2 separate regions of the Homo sapiens genome follow, and region 1 is linked to region 2. A link is a loop called in an ENCODE intact Hi-C map of the cell type or tissue named here. Cell type or tissue: K562. All regions are shown on one strand. Links, peaks and the distances in the headings refer to the core of each region. The heading gives the core; the rest is flanking DNA. Region 1 overlaps LOC105375155 (a long non-coding RNA gene). Region 2 holds the start of LOC105375156 (a long non-coding RNA gene).

Evidence for each region. Hi-C counts contacts between places; a loop is a spot of excess contacts. Peaks named below come from ENCODE experiments on the same cell type or tissue, not always from the same donor. Only the 100,000 strongest peaks of a DNase experiment are listed, where the experiment ranks them.
Region 1: a loop joins it to region 2, with 8 times the contacts of the local background. A loop is called at or near these places in 31 of 110 quality-filtered maps.

What each region holds. Positions count from the first base shown.
Region 1 is chr7:12,427,173-12,439,306 of GRCh38, reverse strand. LOC105375155 (a long non-coding RNA gene) reads left to right here. Exons shown (of 3, transcript XR_927036.2): 2 at 4,779-4,851; 3 at 5,667-5,911. Among named protein-coding and RNA genes, the nearest start is that of VWDE, 29 kb to the right of the region's middle. In K562, for the core only: CTCF peaks have their summits at 1,962 and 5,095; no DNase peak of the experiment used is centred there.
Region 2 is chr7:12,491,179-12,503,312 of GRCh38, reverse strand. LOC105375156 (a long non-coding RNA gene) reads left to right here and starts at 6,802. Exons shown (of 8, transcript XR_001745093.2): 1 at 6,802-7,017; 2 at 7,474-7,499; 3 at 7,761-7,795; 4 at 8,999-9,099; 5 at 11,315-11,448; 6 at 11,720-11,824. It also overlaps a transcript of C7orf78 not described here and the pseudogene TAS2R2. RefSeq lists an enhancer at 5,763-6,391 and a silencer at 9,576-9,870. In K562, for the core only: CTCF peaks have their summits at 6,288 (motif pointing right) and 8,499 (motif pointing right); DNase peaks (open chromatin) are centred at 8,482 and 9,712; H3K4me3 peaks cover 698 bases.

The DNA of each region.
Region 1 (12,134 bases), core at 1,407-9,406, 63 kb after region 2:
CAAGGCAGTAGGAGGGGTGAGCTGTGAGGGCTCAGGGAAGCAGGGAGATGTGCAGGTTTGATTTAGGTTTAAAGCAGCAAACCCCTGAACATCCACAGGTAGAACAGGACATCTGATGTGTTTTCTCTCTTTAAAATAATTCTGACTCATGTCTTTTAGTTGAATATGTTACTTGATGGTACATTTGAAATTTTATATTATTTTAATTCCTAAAATAGTTTCCAAAATATAGATAGCTTTAATCTAATTTTTAAATATATAATATCAATTCCGGGAACTTATTAAAATTAAATCATGTAAGTATTGTATTTTAATTTAATTAACTGACCCACTACTGTTTAAACCATAATTGAAGTTTTACATGACCAGGTGGAGACATCTAAAACATTAGAAACAGTTTCTATATGCTATGAATTGCAATAAGCCATCTATTAAAGTAACTTCATTTTTACCTCAATACTGATTGGCATTGAGGTAAAATAATACACAACACACACACAAATAACAAACAAAAAAATAAACTATAAATACATCCTCAGTTGAACTTACTAGTATTTTTATTAGATTAGCTCTAAATTCATAGGTGAATTTTGGGGAATAGACATTTTGCAAGCGTTTGTTTCTTATTTTGTTTTTTCTTTCTGACCTTTGTAATATTATTTATGATGTTGTTTGATATTTAAATGTTTCCAAATTTTGCACTGTGACAATATTCTCTTTTGGACTTTGGACTTCATTTTATTTCTTTATTTTTTAGACAGGGTCTCACTTTGATGTCCAGGTTAAAGTGCAGTGGCACAGTCTCAGCTCACTGCAGCCTCAACTTCCAGGCTCAAGCCTGGAATATTTACCTCACCCTCCTAAACAGCTGGAACTACAGGTGTGCACCATCACACTTGGCTAATTTTTTGTTTTGTTTTGATTTTTGAGGAGATGAGGTTTCACTGTGTTGCCTTGGCTAGTCTTGGAACTCTTGGCCTCAAGCAAGCCTCCCACCTCAACCTCCCAAAGTTTTGGGATTATATGTGTGACCAACCGTGCCTGGCTCGGGCTTAATTTTTGACTTGGAAAGATCTTCTGAATCTAACAATTAAAAAAATTTCTTTGTGTTATTTTTATTATTTTACTTTTTTGTATTTGAGGTTTTGATCTTGCTCTGTTTTGTGTAAGAAATAAATTAGAAATTCAGCATTATTTCCTTCTCAAATGTTTAGCCATTTATCCCAATATAGTTTATGAGATAACTCATGTTTCCAATTATTCGAGAAGTTTTATTTCTTGCTTTCCAAATTCCCCTATGTATTTAAGGCTATTTACACCTAATTTTAAAGTAATTATTGCTTTCTAATATGATTTATAAGCTCATGGGAATAGCTACCCTCCATTATTTTGAAATATTTCTTTCATATTTTTGATATGTTTAACAATCTGGCATGTTCAGTACTCCCCACCCATATCATAGCAAACTTATTAAGATTTAATTAGCACAAATTTTATAGATTATTATAGGAAAGTGACTTTAAAATGTTGTTTTATTCCCACAAAATATCATACCTTCATATTTACTTCAACTCTTCTTCATATATTCATGTATACTTAAGCTCTAACTGAACCCTTCAGAATTAGATCATCTAAGCATTTTAATAGAATTAATTTTTCCACTACTACTGAAACCATAATTGAGATTTTACATGACCAGGTGGTATTACTGAAATAGTGCAATGATGAGAAAGTGTAGTCTGGAATAAACTACACCGTGACTTGAAACAACCAGACTCTTGAAAATGCATTTAACTATAGAAAATTTTCTATGCCTAACAGTGCCTAGAGGCAATTAGAGCCAATTTGGAAAGATCATATGTATTAACTAGATTTTCTCTTTGTTTAGTAAGTATTTGAAGGGAACAATTTAACTGAGAGGACAAAGCAGTTCCGCTTTTTAGCAGGCAGTTTGGCGCCCTCATGCATCTGAAGCCAGGTCTCGCAGCTGGTGCCACACAGGCAGCTCTGACTGCTGGAGCTCTGGCCTGGACTTTATTCCTAGCTCCCTTTTGAATCTGCTGAATAATTTTGTCCGCTGAGGACACGGACCTATCATTCCACATAAGTAAAATTCATAGTTTTGCTAGATTCAATTAAATCAGGCAAGTTTGTGTTGAGTATCAATGGTGTCTCAGGCATTCAGCCAACCCTGAGGATAACGTTGACTCAGAAACAGTCATCTTCACAGACCTCACAGTTCGGTGGATTAGACAGGAAAAGGGGGATTTTTAATGCAGTGGGTAAAAGAGCTGTGAGAATGTTAAGGACAGTTGCTGTGAGAATCCTTCTTAGTAGGTTAAGAAAATTCTAAGGAGAATAAGGTGTTACAGCTGAGGCTTAAGCTTAGATAGGAGAAAGCCAGGTAAAGGTGAAGAAGAGAAATACTTGAGACCAGAGATCCAATATTGTGAGGAAGTACAAGAGGGATTGGTCAGTGTCCATAATCTCAAGTTGTTTACTGTGACTGGAGGGTTGTATTGGAGTAGGAGACTTAAAGAGAAATAAGGTTAAAGAGTAGCTAACGCTGTAGACTCCTGTAGGTTACCTGTGGAGCCACTGAAAGAGCTTAAAGAGGTGAGAGAGCACAAATAAAGAGAAGAAGGCGAGTTAGTGTCCTCATCAGCCTGGTGAGATGCAATAGTCATATACGATAATGTATTGTCAGAGAAGGCAAAAAAGTGAATAGACTGCAGTGATATTAGGGAAAAGGACACGTTTTAAAAGCTGAATGGCTACAGGGATGAAGTAGAGAGGGTCAAAGATGTCTTCCAGGCTTCTGTTTCAGTGGAAATAAAGGAATGATTTCTGAAACAGGAGATCATGAAGAGAAATGTTGAAGTGGGTGTGTGAATGGTATAGAAGTCCTGAGGGAACACATTGGTTTCCTGAGGTTTAGGAGGCAGCTGCTCAATGAGCATTTGGATCTATAGGTCTTGACTCAGGGTAGTGGTTAGCACTGAACAAGATTTTGCAATCACCAGTATATAGACCATTATTAACCACATGTGTTTGTATAAAGTGTTCTCTGTCTTCCATTTCTGAAACCTGTCATAGAGGCAGAGGAAAAGAGATCCTATTGTTGCAACATTAATATGTATTTCCTCCTCCTATCTTTCTTCCCTGAGGCCTAAGGTGACAAGAGAGTGTTTTGGGAAGTGTGATCACCTTCCTTGGTAAATCAGCATCTGAGAATAGAAGGTAAATTATATCTTGTGGCAATAATTGGTTACCCGGTGATATGGTTTGGCTCTGTGTCCCCACCCAAATCTCATCTTGAATTGTAATCTCCACATGTTGAAGGAGGGACCTGGTGGGAGGTTATTGGATCATGGAGGCAGTTTTCCCCTTGCTGTTCTCATGATAGTGAGTGAGTTCTCATGAGATCTGATGGCTTAAAAGTGTTTGGCAGTTCCCCCTGCACTCTCTGTCTCTCCTGCCACCATGTAAGACATGCCTTGCTTTCCTTTCACCTTCCACCACGACTGTTAGTTTCCTGAGGCCTCCCCAGCCATGTGGATCTGTGAGTCAATTAAACCTTTTTTCTTTCTTTTTTTTTTTTCTTTTGAGATGGAGTTTTGCTCCTGTTGCCCAGGCTTCCGTGCAATGGTGTGATCTCAGCTCACTGCAACCTCCGCCTCCCTGGTCCAAGAGATTCTCCTGACTCAGCCTCCAGAGTAGCTGAGATTACAGGTGTCCACCACCATGCCCCACTAATTTTTTGTATTTTTGGTAGAGATGGGATTTATGTTGGCCAGGCTGGTCTTGAACCGCTAACTTCAGGTGATCCACCCGCCTTGGCCTCCCAAAGTGTTGGGATTACAGGCGTGAGCCACTCCACCAGGCCCCTTTTTTCTTTATAAATTACCCATTCTCAGGTAGTTCCTTATAGCACTGTGAAAACAGACTAATACATATGGGAAATAAGAGCCATAGAAATCTTGTGTTCATTTTTGTTATTGATTTTAAATTATTCTTGATTATGATATGATACATTAGTGGTATAATAAATAACTTCTTAGAAATTAATTAAGGTATACTTAAGGAAAAGCAATATAGCATGATTGAATAAAACATATGGGGTAGGCAGAGTGTCCCTTGTCAAGATAAAGAGTTAAGATACCAAAAATATATTAAACCAACTTCACAGATTTGCTCAGGAACTACCAAACAAATATATAGAAGCCAGATCCAGAGGCTACATATAAAATCTTTTATGAGGAAAATCATCTGCAACTCATACACTAATCCCAGAATGCATCTGTGAGTAGATAACAAAGCCCATTGTTTGGAAAATAATTTTGAAGTCCAGAGAATATTAATTTTAAAGTACATAGGAAGATTTTTTTCAGAAATAGGAATTTTCAGTAGGCCTTGATAAATTAGTAAACCCAGATGGAATATGGATGTCTTATTGTTATTTGATAACTTAAGTGGAAAAATACGGTCTCAGATAATTTGGTGATGTGACATTTCATTTTATAAACTAGTTGTTACTTACAGGGTATATCTATATAGGCATACTTGTAGTATTGTAGCAAAATGGATTCCAGAGGAAACTGCTGAATTTATATTAAAATAACTTGTTCATTATCAAAACAAGATCATCTTTAAAAATCTCATATTGCTTTGTACACTTGTTATAGAATATCCAAAGAATTAGGAAAAATAGAAATTCAAATTATTTAAACTGAACTTGTATTTTGCTTTAAATGTTGGCTGAAAACTCTTCATATCAGTTTCTTCTAGATAAAATTGGCACTGAGTTTATACTCAAATGAGAAGGCTGAAAGGAGTGAGGAAGTGTCATAGGTGAGTCTGAAAACTGAGCAATTAAGGTAGAAAAACATTTCAAAGAGCTCCTAGTTTAATAGATTGTATTCTCTTCTCCTTGCTTAATATTTCTGAAAAGTGAAAGCTTATGCAGTTGGTATGCATGAAAAGACCAAAATATAAGTTAAACCAGGTCATTTTAACATTTTAACTTCTGTGATTAATTATGTTTAGACACAGACCACTTTCCTCATAATTTTAGGAGCTTACTGCCACCTATGGATATGACTGGAGTATTACAATTTTCATTAGTTAATACAGTTCATCAATATTTATTATCAATATTGAATATTGAGTTAGGTACTGGGTAATCACATATGAATGGCTTATAGTATATTGGATGAGATAAACAGATAAAATTTCAGCATGATGAAATAAAAACAAATGTATTGAGACAAGAGTAAAGTTTAGTTTTCATTATGCGGATGTACAAAGCAGGAAGTATTAGGAGTGGAGGCTAAACCTTAGACACAATCCAGACAATGGCCAGATGTGTAGATTACAGGTGGTATGCTATGAGTTGAATCTTGGTCATTTTGTGTTCATTTGTTGATGGTATGAATATGAAGCTCAGGAAAAAGATCAGGACTGGAGGAGATACTTATGTATGAGCTGGTGGGTAAGAACAATAGGTACATTTGAGAGTGAATGGAACATACGATAATGTAAAGACAAAGTTTAGGTAAAGGAAAATTAGGAGAAACTAAGGAAACAGTTGCCCTTTTAATTATTATAACTGTGTCACAGAACTCTTTAAAAAAATGTATTAAAACATATGGTTTCTTGTTTTACAGCAACCTAGCAAATGCTGATTCTAGAAAAAGCCAACTTAAAAAAAGCACAAAAGCTTTGCATTATTTTTACTTGCCCTTGCCTCCCACCTACCCCGACTCAATGACAGTTTTGAAGCCAGCAGACTGCATTCTCAATAAAAGACCCTGGTTCCTGGTTCCGGAAAGGGCAGAGTAGTAGAACTTATTCTTAAACATAAATATTATTACTTTGTTTGGTAGTTTTGTCCTGTCGTGTAGCTTCCTGGAGGACAGACTCAAGGTATTCACCTTTGTTTTGTGCAACTCAGAAGTCTCTTAGGGCAGAAAAATGGCTGAGCAGAGTACATTCCTCAATAACATTATAAATCAAATGAAAAAACTTCATGCCATCTGGGGTGAGAGAGTTCAGTTGACACAAATAATAGAGACTCTAAAAACCTGGGGGAAAAATGTGGAAAGAGTTATTTGGGGAAAATTAGGGCATTGAAAAGTGCCAGTATACTGTGGAGTCTGTAAAGCCACATACATTCCCAGGGAAAAAGGATGCTCAGAAGAGACCCGAGAAGACCTTCACCTCTGGCTGAAATTTAGTCTCAGAGCAAGCAAGAAGTGAAATATAAGGAAGCATTGTGAAGGCCTGGCCAACCATTGAAGCATTGCCCCAACACAGAGCCAATCTATAAAGCCTGGAAGAATTTTTTTCCTTATTATTTTTTCTTTCTTTTATCTTGTTTTGTCCTTCTTCTTCTTTTTTTTCCCCAGGACTTCAGGAAAATCTCTTAAAAACACTAGTTAACCACAGGCAAAAAGAACAGAGATTCCTGAAACCATACATAACAAAGAATATAAACCATACAAAAACAGTACAGATAAGTCACTGGATAAATAATCACAACTCTCAGAAAACTACAGATCCAACATGAGGAATAGAAAGAACCTGATTTCTATAGTTAACACATTGTAATATTCAAAATGTCTAGTTTTCAACAAAAATTTATAAAGAATACAAAGAAATAAGAAAATATGGCCCATTAATTGGAGAAATTAGAAAGAATCTGATTTCTATCCCTGATGAAGCACAGACATTGGACTTACTTGACAAAAACTTTAAATAAAACTGTCTTAAATATGCTAAAATTGTTAAAGAAAACCATATAAAAAGAAATTGGGGTTCTGTTCCAAGATGGCCGAATAGGAACTGCTCCAGTCTGCAGCTCCCAGCATGTTCAACACAGAAGATGGGTGATTTCTGCATGTCCAACTGCGTTACCTGGTTCATCTCACTGGGACTGGTTGGACAGTGGGTGCAGCCCACAGAGGGCGAGCCAAAGCATGGCAGGGCGTCACCTCACCTGGGAAGCACAAAGGGTAGGGGGATGTCCCTTTCCTAGCCAAGGGAAGCCGTGACAGAGTGTACCTGGAAAAACGGCACACTTCTGCCCAAATACTGCACTTTTACGGTGGTCTTAGCAAGCGGCAGACCAGGAAATTCTCTCCTCTGCCTGGCTTGGTGAGTCCCACTCCCACAGAGCCTTGCTAATTGTTAGCACAGCAGTCTGAGATCAACCTGCAAGGCTGCAGCCTGGCTGGGGGAGGGGCATCTGCCATTGCTGAGGCCTGAGTAGGTAAACAAAGCGGCCGGGAAGCTCAGACTGGGCAGATCCCACCGCAATTCAGCAAGGCCTACTGCCTCTATAGACTCCACATCTGTGGGCAGGGCATAGCTGAACCAAAGGCAGCAGAAACTTCTGCAGATTTAAATGTCCCTGTCTGACAGCTCTGAAGAGAGTGGTGATTCTCCCAGCATGGCATTTGAGCTCTGAGAACAGACGGACTACCTGCTCAAATGGGTCCCTAACCCCCATGTAGCCTAACTGGGAGACACCTCCCAGTAGGAGCCAACAGACACCTCATACAGGTGGGTGCCCCTCTGGGACAAAGCTTCCAGAGGAAGATTCAGACAGCAATATCTGCTGTTCTGCAATATTTGCTGTTCTGCAGCCTCTGCTGGTGGTACCCAGGCAAACAGGGTCTGGAGTGGACCTCCAGTAAACTCCAACAGACCTGCAGCTAAGGGAATGTGTTAGAAGGAAAACTAACAAACAGGAATAGCATCAACATCAACAAAAAGGACATCTACACCAAAACTCCACCTGTACGTCACCAACATCAAAGATGAAAGGTAGATAAAACCACAAAGATGGGGAGAAACCAGAGGAGAAAAGCTGAAAAGTCCAAAAACCAGAGCACCTATTCTTCTCCAAAGGATTGCAGCTCCTCACCAGCAACACAACAAAGCTGGATGGAGAATGACTTTGACCAGTCGACAGAAGTAGGCTTCAGAAGGTTGGTAATAACAAACTTCTCCGAGCTAAAGGAGCATGTTCTAACCCATCACAATAAAGCTGAAAACCTTGAAAAAAGGTTAGATGAATGGCTAACTAGAATAAACAGTGTAGAGAAGACCTTAAATGACCTGTTGGAGCTGAAAACCATGGCATAAGAACTTCATGACACGTGCACAAGCTTCAATAGCTGATTTGATCAAGTGGAAGAAAGGGTATCAGTGATTGAAGATCAAATTAATGAAATAAAATGAGAAGACAAGATTAGAGAAAAAAGAGTGAAAAGAAATGGACAAAGCCTCCAAGAAATATGGGACTATGTGAAAAGACCAAGTCTACATTTGATTGGTGTACCTGAAAGTGACCAGGAGAATGGAACCAAGTTGGAAAACACTCTTCAGAATATTCTCCAGGAGAACTTCCCCAACCTAGTAAGACAGGACAACATTCAAGTTCAGGAAATACAGAGAACATCACAAAGATACTCCTTGAGAAGAGCAACCCCAAGACACATAATTGTCAGATTCACTAAGGTTGAAATGAAGGAAAAAATGTTAAGGGATGCCAGAGAGATAGATCAGGTTACTCACAAAGGGAAGCCCATCAGACTAACAGTGGATCTCTCTGCAAAAACTCTACAAGCCAGAAGACAGTGGGGGCCAATATTCAACATTCTTAAAGAAAAGAATTTTCAACCCAGAATTTCTTATCCAGCCAAACTAAGCTTCATAAGTGAAGGAGAAATAAAATCCTTTAGACAAGCAAATGCTAAGAGATTTTGTCACCACCAGGCCTGCCTCACATGAACTCCTGAAGGAAGCACTAAACATAGAAAGGAACAACCGGTACCAGCCACTGCAAAAGCATGCCAAATTGTAAAGACCATCGATACTAGGAAGAAACTGCATCAACTAATAGGCAAAATACCCAGCGAACATCAAAATGACAGGATCAAATTCACACATAGCTATATTACCCTTAAATGTAAATGGGCTCAATGCTCCAATTAAAAGACACAGACTGGCAAATTGGATAAAGAGTCAAGACCCATCAGTATGCTGTATTCAGGAGACCCATCTCATATGCAGAGACACACATAGGCTCAAAATAAAGGGATGGAGAAAGACCTACCAAGTGAATGGACAGCAAAAAAAAGCAGGGGTTGCAATCCTAGTCTCTGATAAAACAGACTTTAAACCAACAAAGATCAAAAGAAACAAAGCAGGCCATTACATAATGGTAAAGGGATCAATTCAACAAGAAGAGCTAACTATCCTAAATATATGTGCACCCAATACTGGAGCACCCAGATTCATAAAGCAAGTCCTTAAAGACCTACAAAGAGACTTAAGCTCCCACGCAATAGTAATGGGAGACTTTTAACACCCCACTGTCAATATTAGACAGATCAACAAGACAGAAGATTAACAAGCATATCCAGGACTTGAACTCAGCTCTGCACCAAGCAGACCTAATAGACATCTATAGAACTCTCCACCCCAAATCAACAAAATGTACATTCTTCTCAGCACCACATCACTCTTATTCTAAAATTGACCACATAATTGGAAGTAAAGCACCCCTCAGCAAATGTAAAAGAAAAGAAATTATAACAAACTGTCTCTCAGACCACAGTGCAATCAAATTAGAACTCAGGATTGAGAAACTCACTAAAAACTGGACAACTACATGAAATCTGAACAACCTGCTCCTGAATGACTACTGGGTAAATAACGAAATGAAGGCTGAAATAAAGATGTTCTTTGAAACCAATGAGAATAAAGACACAACATACCAGAATCTCTGGGACACTTTTACAGCAGTGTGTCGAGGGAAATTTATAGCACTAAATGCCCACAAGAGAAAGCAGGAAAAATCTAAAATCGACACCCTAACATCACAATTAAAAGAACTAGAGAAGCAAGAGTAAACAAATTCAAAAGCTAGCAGAAGGCAAGAAATAACTAAGATCAGAGCAGAACTGAAGGAGACAGAGACACAAAAAAACCCTTCAAAAATCAATGAATCCAGGAGCTGGTTTTAAGAAAAGATCGACAAAATAGATAGACCACTAGCAAGACTCATAAAGAAGCAGAAGAGGTAAGAATCAAATAGACATAATACAAAATGATAAAGGGGATATCACCACTGATCCCACAGAAATACAAACTACCATCAGAGAATACTATAAACACCTCTACACAAATAAACCAGAAGATATAGAAGAAATGGATACATTCCTGGACACATACGCCCTCCCAAGAGTAAACCAGGAAGAAGTGGAATCTCTGAATAGACCAATAACAGGCTCTGAATAATTAATAGCCTACCAACCAAAAAAAGTCCAGGGCCAGACGGATTCACAGCCGAATTCTATCAGAGGTACAAAGAGGAGCTGGTACCATTCCTTCTGAAACTATTCCAATCAATAGAAAAAGAGGGAATCCTTCCTAACTCATTTTATGAGGACAGCATCATCCTGATACCAAGCCTGGCAGAGACACAACAAAAAAAAGAGAATTTTAGACCAATATCCCTGATGAACATCAATGCAAAAATCCTCAATAAAATACTGGCAAACTGAATCCAGCAGCACATCAAAAAGTTTATCCACCATGATCAAGTGGGCTTCATCCCTGGGATGCAAGCCTGGTTCAACATATGCAAATCAATAAATGTAATCCATCACATAAACAGAACCTATGACAACACCCACATGATTGTCTCAACAGATGCAGAAAAGGCCTTCGACAAAATTCAACAGCCATTCATGCTAAAAACTCCCAATAAACTAGGTATTGAAGGAATGTATCTCGAAATAATAAGAGCTATTTATGATAAACTCACAGCTAATATCATACTGAATGGGGCAAAAACTGCAAGCATTCCCTTTGAAAACCAGCACAAGACAGGGATGCCCTCTCTCACCACTCCTATTCAACATAGTGTTGGAAGTTCTGGCCAGGGCAATCAGGCAAGAGAAAGAAATAAAGGGTATTCAAATAGGAAAACAGGAAGTCAAGTTGTCCCTGTTTGCAGATGACATGATTGTATATTTAGAAAACCCCATTGTCTCAGCTCAAAATCTCCTTAAGCTGATAAGCAACTTCAGCAAAGTCTCAGGATACAAAATCAATGTGCAAAAATCACAGGCATTCCTATACACCAAGAACAGAAACAGAGAGCCAAATCATGAGTGAACTCCCATTCACAATTGCTATAAAGAGAATAAAATACCGAGGAATACCACTTACAAGGGATGTGAAGGACCTCTTCAAGGAGAACTACAAACCACTGCTCAAGGAAATAAGAGAGGACACAAAAAATGGAAGAACACTCCACGCTCATGGATAGGAAGAATCAATATTGTGAAAATGGCCATACTGCCCAAGGTAATTTATAGATTCAATGCCATCCCCATCAAGCTACCAATGACTTTCTTCACAGAATTGGAAAAAACTAAAGTTCATATGGAACCAAAAAGGAGCCCTCATTGCCAAGACAATCCTAAACAAAAAGAACAAAGCTGGAGACATCACAGTACCTGACTTCAAACTATACTACAAGGCAGCTGTGCTTGGTGTCTCATGCCTGTAATCCCAGCACTGTGGGAGGCCGAGGCAGGTGGATCATGAGGTCAGGAGATCAAGACCATCCTGGCTAACATGGTGAAATCCTGTCTCTACTAAAGATACAAAAAATTACTGGGCATGGTGGCGGGTGCCTTTGGTCCCAGCTACTTGGGAGGCTGAGGCAGAAGGGCGTCAACCTGGGAGGCAGAGCTTGTAGTGAGCCGAGATCATGCCACTGCACTCCAGCCTGGGTGACAGAGCAAGACTCTGTCTCAAAAAACAAAAACAAAAACAAAAAGAAACTATACTACAAGGCTACAGTAACCAAAACAGCATGGTACTAGTACCAAAACAGATATATAGACCAATGGAACAGAACAGAGGCCTCAGAAATAACACCACACATCTACAACCATCTGATCTTTGACAAACCTGACAAAAACAAGAAATGGGGAAAGGATTCCCTGTTTAATAAATGGTACTGGGTAAACTGGCTAGCCATATATACAAAGGTGAAACTGGATTCCTTCCTTACGCCTTATACAAAAATTAATTCAAGATAGATTAAAGAC
Region 2 (12,134 bases), core at 2,452-10,451:
TTCAAGTTTCCAATTATCTCATAAATCCCATAAATATTTTTTTTCTTTTGTGTTTCCTTCTTTTATTTATTTGTTTATTATTATACTTTAAGTTTTAGGGTACATGTGCACATTGTGCAGCTTAGTTACATACATATACATGTGCCATGCTGGTGTGCTGCACCCACTAACTCGTCATCTAGCATTAGGTATATCTCCCAATGCTATCCCTCCCCCCTACCCCCACCCCACAACAGTCCCCAGAGTGTCATGTTCCCCTTCCTGTGTCCATGTGATCTCATTGTTCAATTCCCACCTATGAGTGAGAATATGCAGTGTTTGGTTTTTTGTTGTTGCGATAGTTTAGTGAGAATGATGACTTCCAATTTCATCCAGGTCCCTACAAAGGACATGAACTCATCATTTTTTATGGCTGCATAGTATTCCATGGTGTATATGTGCCACATTTTCTTAATCCAGTCTATCATTCTTGGACATTTGGGTTGGTTCCAAGTCTTTGCTATTGTGAATGATGCCGCAATAAACATACGTGTGCATGTGTCTTTATAGCAGCATGATTTATAGTCCTTTGGGTATATACCCAGTAATGGGATGGCTGGGTCAAATGGTATTTCCAGTTCTAGATCCCTGAGGAATCACCACACCAACTTCTACAATGGTTGAACTAGTTTACAGTCCCACCAACAATGTAAAAGTGTTCCTATTTCTCCACATCCTCTCCAGCACCTGTTGTTTCCTGACTTTTTAATGATTGCCATTCTAACTGGTGTGAGATGGTATCTCATTGTGGTTTTGATTTGCATTTCTCTGATGGCCAGTGACGGTGAGCATTTTTTCATGTGTTTTTTGGCTGCATAAATGTCTTCTTTTGAGAAGTGTCTGTTCATGTCCCTCACCCACTTTTTGATGGGGTTGTTTGTTTTTTTCTTGTAAATTTGTTTGAGTTCATTGTAGATTCTGGATATTAGCCCTTTGTCAGATGAGTAGGTTGCAAAAATTTTCTCCCATTTTGTAGGTTGCCTGTTCACTCTGATGGTAGTTTCTTTTGCTGTGCAGAAGCTCTTTAGTTTAATTAGATCCCATTTGTCAATTTTGGCTTTGGTTGCCATTGCTTTTGGTGTTTTAGACATGAAGTCCTTGCCCATGCCTATGTCCTGAATGGTAATGCCTAGGTTTTCTTCTAGGGTTTTTATGGTTTTAGGTCTAACGTTTAAGTCTTTAATCCATCTTGAATTGATTTTTGTATAAGGTGTAAGGAAGGGATCCAGTTTCAGCTTTCTACATATGGCTAGCCAGTTTTCCCAGCACCATTTATTAAATAGGGAATCCTTTCCCCATTGCTTGTTTTTCTCAGGTTTGTCAAAGATCAGATAGTTGTAGATATGCGGCGTTATTTCTGAGGGCTCTGTTCTGTTCCATTGATCTATATCTCTGTTTTGGTACCAGTACCATGCTGTTTTGGTTACTGTAGCCTTGTAGTATAGTTTGAAGTCAGGTAGTGTGATGCCTCCAGCTTTGTTCTTTTGGCTTAGGATTGACTTGGCAATGTGGGCTCTTTTTTGGTTCCATATGAACTTTAAAGTAGTTTTTTCCAATTCTGTGAATAAAGGCATTGGTAGCTTGATGGGGATGGCATTGAATCTGTAAATTACCTTGGGCAGTATGGCCATTTTCACGATATTGATTCTTCCTACCCATGAGCATGGAATGTTCTTCCATTTGTTTGTATCCTCTTTTATTTCCTTGAGCAGTGGTTTGTAGTTCTCCTTGAAGAGGTCCTTCACATCCCTTGTAAGTTGGATTCCTAGGTATTTTATTCTCTTTGAAGCAATTGTGAATGGGATTCCACTCATGATTTAGCTCTCTGTTTGTCTGTTGTTGGTGTATAGGAATGCTTGTGATTTTTGCACATTGATTTTGTATCCTGAGACTTTGCTGAAGTTGCTTATCAGCTTAAGGAGATTTTGGGCTGAGACAATGGGGTTTTCTAGATATACAATCATGTCATCTGCAAACAGGGACAATTTGATTTCCTCTTTTCCTAATTGAATACCCTTTATTTCCTTCTCCTGCCTAATTGCCCTGGCCAGAACTTCCAACACTATGTTGAATAGGAGTGGTGAGAGAGGACATCCCTGTCTTGTGCCAGTTTTCAAAGGGAATGCTTCCAGTTTTTGCCCATTCAGTATGATATTGGCTGTGGGTTTGTCATAGATAGCTCTTATTATTTTGAAATATGTCCCATCAATACCTAATTTATTGAGAGTTTTTAGCATGAAGTGTTGTTGAATTTTGTCAAAGGCCTTTTCTGCATCTATTGAGATAACCATGTGGTTTTTGTCTTTGGCTCTGTTTATATGCTGGATTACATTTATTGATTTGCGTATATTCAACCAGCCTTGCATCCCAGGGATGAAGCCCACTTGATCATGGTGGATAAGCTTTTTGATGTGCTGCTGGATTCAGTTTGCCAGTATTTTATTGAGGATTTTTGCATCAATGTTCATCAAGGCTATTGGTCTAAAATTCTCTTTTTTGGTTGTGTCTCTGCCCGGCTTTGGTATCAGAATGATGCTGGCCTCATAAAATGAGTTGGGGAGGATTCCCTCTTTTTCTATTGACTGGAATAGTTTCAGAAGGAATTGTACCAATTCCTCCTTGTACCTCTGGTAGAATTCGGCTGTGAATCCATCTGGTCCTGGACTCTTTTTGGTTGGTAAGCTATTGATTATTGCCACAATTTCAGATCCTGTTATTGGTCTATTCAGAGATTCAACTTCTTCCTGGTTTAGTCTTGGGAGAGTGTATGTGTCAAGGAATTTATCCATTTCTTCTAGATTTTCTAGTTTATTTGCGTAGAGGTGTTTGTAGTATTCTCTGATGGTAGTTTGTATTTCTGTGGGATTGGTGGTTATATCCCCTTTATCATTTTTTATTGCGTCTATTTGATTCTTCTCTCTTTTTTTCTTTACTAGTCTTGCTAGCGGTCTATCAATTTTGTTGATCATTTCAAAAAACAAGCTCCTGGATTCATTAATTTTTTGAAGGGTTTCTTGTGTCTCTATTTCCTTCAGTTCTGCCTGATTTTAGTTATTTCTTGCCTTCTGCTAGCTTTTGAATGTGTTTGCTCTTGCTTTTCTAGTTCTTTTAATTGTGATGTTAGGGTGTCAATTTTGGATCTTTCCTGCTTTCTCTTGTGGGCATTTAGTGCTATAAATTTCCCTCTACACACTGCTTTGAATGCGTCCCAGAGATTCTGGTATGTTGTGTCTTTGTTCTCGTTGGTTTCAAAGAACATGTTTATTTCTGCCTTCATTTCGTTATGTACCCAGTAGTCATTCAGGAGCAGGTTGTTCAGTTTCCATGTAGATGAGCGGTTTTGAGTGAGATTCTTAATACTGAGTTCTAGTTTGATTGCACTGTGGTCTGAGAGATAGTTTGTTATAATTTCTGTTCTTTTACATTTGTTGAGGAGAGCTTTACTTCCAAGTATGTGGTCAATTTTGGAATAGGTGTGGTGTGGTGCTGAAGAAAATGTATATTCTGTTGATTTGGGGTGGAGAGTTCTGTAGATGTCTATTAGGTCCACTTGGTGCAGAGCTGAGTTCAATTCCTGGGTATCCTTGTTGACTTTCTGTTTCCTTGATCTGTCTAATGTTGACAGTGGGGTGTTAAAGTCTCCCATTATTAATGTGTGGGAGTCTAAGTCTCTTTGTAGGTCACTCAGGACTTGCTTTATGAATCTGGGTGCTCCTGTATTGGGTGCATATATATTTAGGATAGTTAGCTCTTCTTGTTGAATTGATCCCTTTACCATTATGTAATGGCCTTCTTTGTCTCTTTTGATCTTTGTTGGTTTAAAGTCTGTTTTATCAGAGACTAGGATTGCAACCCCTGCCTTTTTTTGTTTTCCATTTGCTTGGTAGATCTTCCTCCATCCTTTTATTTTGAGCCTATGTGTGTCTCTGCACGTGAGTGTGCTGAATACAGCACACTGATGGGTCTTGACTCTTTATCCAATTTGCCAGTCTGTGTCTTTTAATTGGAGCATTTAGTCCATTTACATTTAAAGTTAATAGTGTTATGTGTGAATTTGATCCTGTCATTATGATGTTAGCTGGTGATTTTGCTCGTTAGTTGATGCAGTTTCTTCCTAGTCTCTATGGTTGTTACATTTTGGCATGATTTTGCAGTGGCTGGTACCGGTTGTTCCTTTCCATGTTTAGCGCTTCCTTCAGGAGCTCTTTTAGGGCAGGCCTGGTGGTGACAAAATCTCTCAGCATTTGCTTGTCTGTAAAGTGTTTTATTTCTCCTTCACTTATGAAGCTTAGTTTGGCTGGAAATGAAATTCTGGGTTGAAAATTCTTTTCTTTAAGAATGTTGAATATTGGCCCCCACTCTCTTCTGGCTTGTAGGGTTTCTGCCGAGAGATCCTCTGTTAGTCTGATGGGCTTCCCTTTGAGGGTAACCCGACCTTTCTCTCTGGCTGCCCTTAACATTTTTTCCTTCATTTCAACTTTGGTGAATCTGACAATTATGTGTCTTGGAGTTGCTCTTCTCGAGGAGTATCTTTGCGGCGTTCTCTGTATTTCCTGAATCTGAACGTTGGCCTGCCTTGCTAGATTGGGGAAATTCTCCTGGATAATATCCTGCAGAGTGTTTTCCAACTCGGTTCCATTCTCCTGGTCACTTTCAGGTACACCAATCAGACGTAGATTTGGTCTTTTCACATAGTCCCATATTTCTTGGAGGCTTTGCTCGTTTCTTTTTATTCTTTTTTCTCTAAACTTTCCTTCTCCCTTCATTTCATTGATTTCATCTTCCATTGCTGATACCCTTTCTTCCAGTTGATCGCATCGGCTCCTGAGGCTTCTGCATTCTTCACGTAGTTCTCGAGCCTTGGTTTTCAGCTCCATCAGCTCCTTTAAGCACTTCTCTGTATTGGTTATTCTAGTTATACATTCTTCTAAATTTTTTTCAAAGTTTTCAACTTCTTTGCCTTTGGTTTGAATGTCCACCCGTAGCTCAGAGTAATTTGATCGTCCGAAGCCTTCTTCTCTCAGCTCGTCAAAGTCATTCTCCATCCAGCTTTGTTCCGTTGCTGGTGAGGAGCTGCGTTCCTTTGGAGGAGGAGAGGCGCTCTGCTTTTTAGAGTTTCCAGTTTTTCTGTTCTGTTTTTTCCCCATCTTTGTGGTTTTATCTGCTTTTGGTCTTTGATGATGGTGATGTACAGATGGGTTTTTGGTGTGGATGTCCTTTCTGTTTGTTAGTTTTCCTTCTAACAGACAGGACCCTCAGCTGCAGGTCTGTTGGAGTACCCTGCAGTGTGAGGTGTCAGTGTGCCCCTGCTGGAGGGTGCCTCCCAGTTAGGCTGCTCAGGGGTCAGGGGTCAGGGACCCACTTGAGGAGGCAGTCTGCCCGTTCTCAGATCTCCAGCTGCGTGCTGGGAGAACCACTGCTCTCTTCAAAGCTGTCAGACAGGGGCATTTAAGTCTGCAGAGGTTACTGCTGTCTTTTTGTTTGTCTGTGCCCTGCCCCCAGAGGTGGAGCCTACAGAGGCAGGCAGGCCTCCTTGAGCTGTGGTGGGCTCCACCCAGTTCGAGCTTCCCAGCTGCTTTGTTTACCTAATCAAGCCTGGGCAATGGTGGGCGCCCCTCCCCCAGCCTCGCTGCCGCCTTGCAGTTTGATCTCAGACTGCTGTGCTAGCAATCAGCGAGACTCCGTGGGGTAGGACCCTCCGAGCCGGGTGCAGGGTATAATCTCATGGTGCACCGTTTTTTAAGCCCGTGGGAAAAGCGCAGTATTCGAGTGGGAGTGACCCGATTTTCCCGATTCTCCAGGTGCCGTCCGTCACCCCTTTCTTTGATTAGGAAAGGGAACTCCCTGACCCCTTGCGCTTCCCGAGTGAGGCAATGCCTCGCCCTGCTTCTGCTCGCGCACGGTGTGCGCACTCACTGACCTGTGCCCACTGTCTGGCACTCTCTAGTGAGATGAACCCGGTACCTTAGATGGAAATGCAGAAATCACCCGTCTTCTGCGTCGCTCAGGCTGGGAGCTGTAGACCGGAGCTGTTCCTATTCGGCCATCTTGGCTCCTCCCCCCGCCATAAATAATTTTGATTTTTTTCTTTACAGTTTATTTGATTCGGGCTAGTTACTTACTCTTCTTTGGTCCAAAATCTCCTATGACTTGGGTATTAACTTCTCTTCTAATATTTTTCTAACGGAATATAAAATTTCCTAGACAAAGATCCACAATGGCTGGAGTCTTTCTTTTAACTGTTCATTTTATTTAAAGTGAAAGTTTGCCACCAGGTGGCAGTAAATTACTTATAATTTTGTCCTAGTTTATAAACTAAGAAGCCAAAATTTTTTCTGTATTATTTTCCCTGATGTTCAATTTTAAGGTGTTTTTATTTCTAATGAAAACGGCAGTAAAGTTGAATTGACTAAATCTCTTATAGTTTTGGAAATAGAATTAACCTATCTTTATGCTATCTGATTTATGCCTCATTGTTTTTTGCATAGAGATACATATGGTTCTTTATCAAAAGCATATATACAAATACCTACTTATGTTTAGTTCACTGTTATTAGTTGTTTAGGGTACAAAAATAGATTATGACTCCAGATTTCAAGTAAATTATAAGTAATTGGCTAGAAAAGATACAAACCTATAAGAATACATCACGAGATAAGGTGCTAAATGCCAAGTGATTTGTCCTGACGGTTACTCTCATGAGAAATTAGTGAGAGGAAGGTCTCTGAAGCTTGAGAATGTCTCCAAAGATTTCTTAGAGCATCTGAGATCATTACTAACCCTTGATGACAGTAGAGTACTTAATAAAAGGGGAGAAGAAGGGAAAGGAGTTTGGATGGACGAACAGCATAAGCAACATTCTGGAATTTTCTTTAATGCTCTCATGAATGCATTCTTGGAATTTTCTAATATGTAAACATTATTTTGTGGCCAACTGACTTCAATTATATGTAGAACCATCCAAAAGTCTCCTCTCAGGTAGGTAATTCTGAATGTATATTTCTGAATTTCCAAATTAGAAATTTAGAGTTAGAAATTTTGAGTTTCTCAGCCAGACGAGGTGGCTCACGCCTGTATTCCCAGCACTTTGGGAGGCCGAGGGCGGCGGATCACGAGGTCAGGAGATCGAGACCATCCTGGCTAACACGGTGAAACCCCGTCTCTACTAAAAATACAAAAAATTAGCCAGGTGTGGTGGCGGGCACCTGTAGTTGCACCTACTCTGGAGGCTGAGGCAAGAGAATGGCGTGAACCCGGGAGGCAGAGCTTGCAGTGAGCCGAGATCACGCCACTGCAGTCTGGCTTGGGCGAAAGAGTGAGACTCCGTCTCAAAAAAAAAAAAAATTTTTTTTGAGTTTCTCAGCTCCACAAATTTGGGAACGCAACAAGTTGTGGCAAATGAAAACCTCAACACTCTGATTTCTGTATTTCTAGGCATTAAGGAACATGAACGCTTTTAAGTAAGTTATTTGAATTACATATGTTTGTATAAATGGAATAACTTAAAATTTACTGTGGTAATAATTTTTTCATAGAACAGATAATTGCAACTTGAAATATTCTATAAGTTAAAAAAGAAGTAAAATAGGCTTTAAATAGTGTTCCGAAAAAGAAAATAAAAACAAGAGACTTTCTTTACTTGGAAAAAATAAGTAATATCAACTAATGCCATAATGTAGCTAAACAGTCTAACTCCTATTTTGTCTCTTTCTCTTTCAAAGGGGATTTCCAAACTGGAAATAACCAACACAACTAGGTAAGAATTGAAGCTTAAGAAAGGTGAGAGGATAGTAAAATAACATATTTACATAAATTCAGGTTCATAAAGCCATATTAATTACATATCAGCACAATAAGACGACTGGCAGTGGGAAATGAGCTGGCACCCTTTGGAAACCTATTGGGAAGGTGAGGTGCTTTAAGACTGGACATTGGAGATTAGACATGCCTGAATTTAATCCTTGAAAGAGCTGTGCAAAACAGCCACTTTGTGGCCACCATCTGACATGTCACACAGTGTGGGATAGGGAATAGACTTTCATGAGTAACAAATTTACAGCGTAAGATGAGGAAAAAAAATGAGTGTGTTTGTGTGGTCTAATCCTTTTAATATCCCCCGGATGAATGACCAGGCCCAGGACACTCTGTTGGACACATGGTGGGTGAACATTTTGGGTGGTAAGAATTCCTCCTCTTGACATTCTCCTTTACCACAGAGCAAGCCTGAGAGCAATTTTATCAATGGGAGAAGACGGGCAGAACAGACTGACTAACAGGTTATCTGGGCACCATCTTTACTGAGTTTGGATGTCAACTGTGCGTGGAGGTGTTGTTTGGGAAAAGTTGTCTATCGGTACCTGGTGACTTTGGGGACCTGTGTGAAGTTGCATTCCTCTTTTTCAAGGGAAAGGGCTAACAGTTCAGTGGTAGGTTGAGTTTGAAAGCAGCCTTACCACTAGGAGGAGGTAGCAGCCCCAAATTCTAATTTTCTCAGTGATGAGGCAGCCAAAGGTGAGCTCTCAATGTCATTTTAGGACAGTCATGCTTATTGCACCACAGAACCTCAATAAATTCTAGAATATGTATTTCTAAACAGATGATCAGTTATTGCTGTAGGGAAATAGAGGTCAATTCACAGTGATTTGTTTACAAAGTAGGGCTATGCATGAGTAAAATACACCTAATAATGTACGATGCTATCATATTGTGCCTATAATAAATTTGGCTGCTTGTCAAGTCTGAGGTTGTCTGTGTCAGCACTTCTGATGTTCAGAGCTTGCTTGTTAATTTGTGTTTTTTCTCTCCCTTTTTTCTAAGGAGCCTCTTAAATTTATTATGGTTAGACACCTCCTTCTTCAATTATCTATGTTCAAGTCACAGAGATTAAAATATGCTCCCTTGACTAAGTGGGAGTGATACTTCAGAGAAGGAATTATCTTGTTCCATATTTACTTACCAGGTCAAGCATCCATCATGCACCATGTACACCACAGTGCACCACAGCTGAGACCAGTGTGGATCCCACCATCAGCAGCTTTTCCAAAGGACCCAGGCAAAATGGTCAATATTGCCTTCTCTCCTCACTTTTACCTCACCTTTCAGCCTCTTGGTCCCTTCCTCCACTCCCACCCTAAGATGCTTATAGTCTATTTGTCATCCTCCAGTGGTTTATAATTCCTGTTTCACTACCTTATTTAGCCTGTTGCCTTTTACAGCATTCCAAAATGCTCATTTATTCTCTTTTATGACTCATCCAATACTAACCCTATTTACCATTCTAAACTGAAGTAGACTGCACCTCTTTTTCTCAAGTACTAATGTAGAATTTCAGTTTTATTTGTCCAATTTCAAACACTAGGAAAGTTTAAGAAATAATCTTCGTGCCTTCCTGATAGTGGCAATTGAACATTTTTCTTGACATAGAACAATATTTGGTCTTAACTGATCTTTGCTGTGGACCAGGCACTGTTCTAGGTATTTTATACTTGCCAGCAAAATCTCACAGCAATCTTTGGGAGTAGTTACTTTTATTATCTCATTTTACAGATGAAGAAATGTAGAAAGATAGTCTAACAGCTTGCCCAAGATTATACATCTAATAAGCAGCTGGGTCAGGAGGCAAACCCATCCAGTTTGGCCTGAGGCCAGGTTCTTAATCTCTGTAGTACAGTGACTAAATCGGTTCTCAAAGTGTGGCCCCAGACCAAGAGCATGAGTATCATTGGAAACTCATAAGAAATGGTAATCCTTAGGCCCTATCTCAAACCTGCTGAGTCAGAAATTTTGGAGGTAGGGCCCAGCAATCAGTGTTTTCACAAGCCTTCCAGGGGATTCTGATGTCTGGTCAACTTTGAGAACCTCTCCCTCAGAGTATAGTCAGGGAATTGCTAATACAGATTCTAAATTTTATTTTATCTGTTAGCAAATCATTGCACACATTCCTACACATATTTAGTTTTTTTCCTCATCCCAGCAACTTTTAATCTACTTTAATAGCAATTTATTTACAATTAAAACACTACATATCCTTTATCTTCAAAAGCCAATAAGGATTTTATAGATTTATTTACTTACTTATTTGACAGGGTCTTGCTCTGCCGCCCAGGCTAGAGTGCAATAGCACAATCTCGGCTCACTCCAACCTCCTGGGATCAAGCAATTCTCTCACCTCAGTCCCCAAGTAGCTGGGATTACAGGCATGTGCCACCATGTCTGGCTAGTTTTTGTGTTTTTTGTAGAGATGGTTTTTTGCCATGTGACCCAGGCTGGTTTCAAACTCCTGGGCTCAAGTTATCCACCCACCTCGGCCTCCCAAAGTGCTGGGATTATAGGCATGAGCCACCGCACCAGTGTGGATTTTGTAGATTTAAACAGATATCCTAAGTGATGTCAGATACTGCAAAACACATTTTTCTTTCCTAAAGTAAGACTATTCAAGATCCTTAAAGAGCAGAATCAGTTCACATCTAGCAAGAGCTTTCAAGAGTAAACAGAGACCTGTTTTACTTTTGACTTCAAGGCATTTGATGCTGTCATACTCCAGACAAAATTCTTAGTTGGAAAGAAGTTAAGATACCTGTTGTTGAACATTTGTTCACTGGGATTTGGCTGTCAGCAACCTCCTCAACATTCTTTCTGGGAGTGAGTTTAGTACTCCTGAGAGTTGAAAAATATTTCTGTTTTGTAAAAAAATTGAGACTTTGGATTGTGTTTATGTATGCATATGCATGCCAACTCAATTTGCATCTTATGATCTACCAATCTGAAATCAAAAGCAATGTAAGACCATAACCAGTATTGCTGGGGACATTGCTATGACAGACAGTTTCAACATAAAATTTGAATCTCTTTGAAAAATACTTAAATGTCCTTAAAGCCAAATTATTTTATTGTTTCAATTCTTGAACTAAATCAAGATACTTTTTCTTGTTTAAAGCAGGTGCTTCCCAATGACTTGGGTAGAGAGATTAAAAGAACTACCTTGGTCAGCCAAATGAAGTCTTAGTATTTTTTTTATTTCTAAAATGTAACTATACTCCAGTGCAAGTATTGTTACTTAAATGTATTACCATCGCAGTAGTTTTAAGCATATAAGTCGTGAAAAAAAGACATATCCCACCCATCCAACATCAAAATTAGTGCCTCACTTGTCCTGGGGGTCAGACACTGGCAGAAAATTACCAGAGAGAGGGTGAGTCAGCATACAAAACCCAAGTAAGTCCATTGAATCTAAATCAAGGAAAGAAATAGTTCACATTGTTCTTCTTCTTCATAGTTTCTTTTTGAGGCAGAGAATTCTTCTAAATGATTGTTGGAACTTAGAATTACTCAAGATTATTATAACCGAGTGGCCAGAGGGATATGCTGCCATTATGTCCTTCAGCATAAAGAACTGGTGACTTCTGTAAGGTAAACTAAATGTCATATTTGTCATGAAGGCAGCAAAATAAGAAATAAAGAAGCAAAAGAATGTTATCACTGTTTTTAATGCATTTATATGGGCTTCTGTGTTGGCATTTCTAAAGCCATGAGATCCATGTTGCATCCGATGAGTGTGCTTGTAAAGAGAGATGAGTAACATAGAAGTGCACATCACAAATATGGCTAGAGGAAATATTAATGCCAAGTTGACAAGAAGCACTTCACTAATTTTCTTTATCTTTGTTTTACTCTTTTTTAGTGTGGTGTTTCTGAGGGCATCCTCTTCCACATTTTTAGCGTAATCTACCTCGACACACAGATGCAATGCTCACAGAGGCCAGAACGCTTCCCAGAAGCAGCCAAGGTATTAACTTTGGGATCCTGAATTTCAACCAAAGAAAACAGGACTGAGTGAAGCCTGAAATCTTGAGGCAGTAAAATACAGAAAGGCAAGTGGCAAACCATAGGCTGATAGAGCTAAAAAACATCCAAAGGAACATCATTGCTGCACCATAAATTATTTTGACGTAAAGGAGTGGAAAGAACACAGAGAAAAAACTTTGTACCATTAACACCATCTGCAGACCAAATCTAGACATCCCTATGCACATTAAGAGGATTTGAATTGGCATTAGCTTTCTATGTTTGATCAATTCATTACAGTTAACAATGAT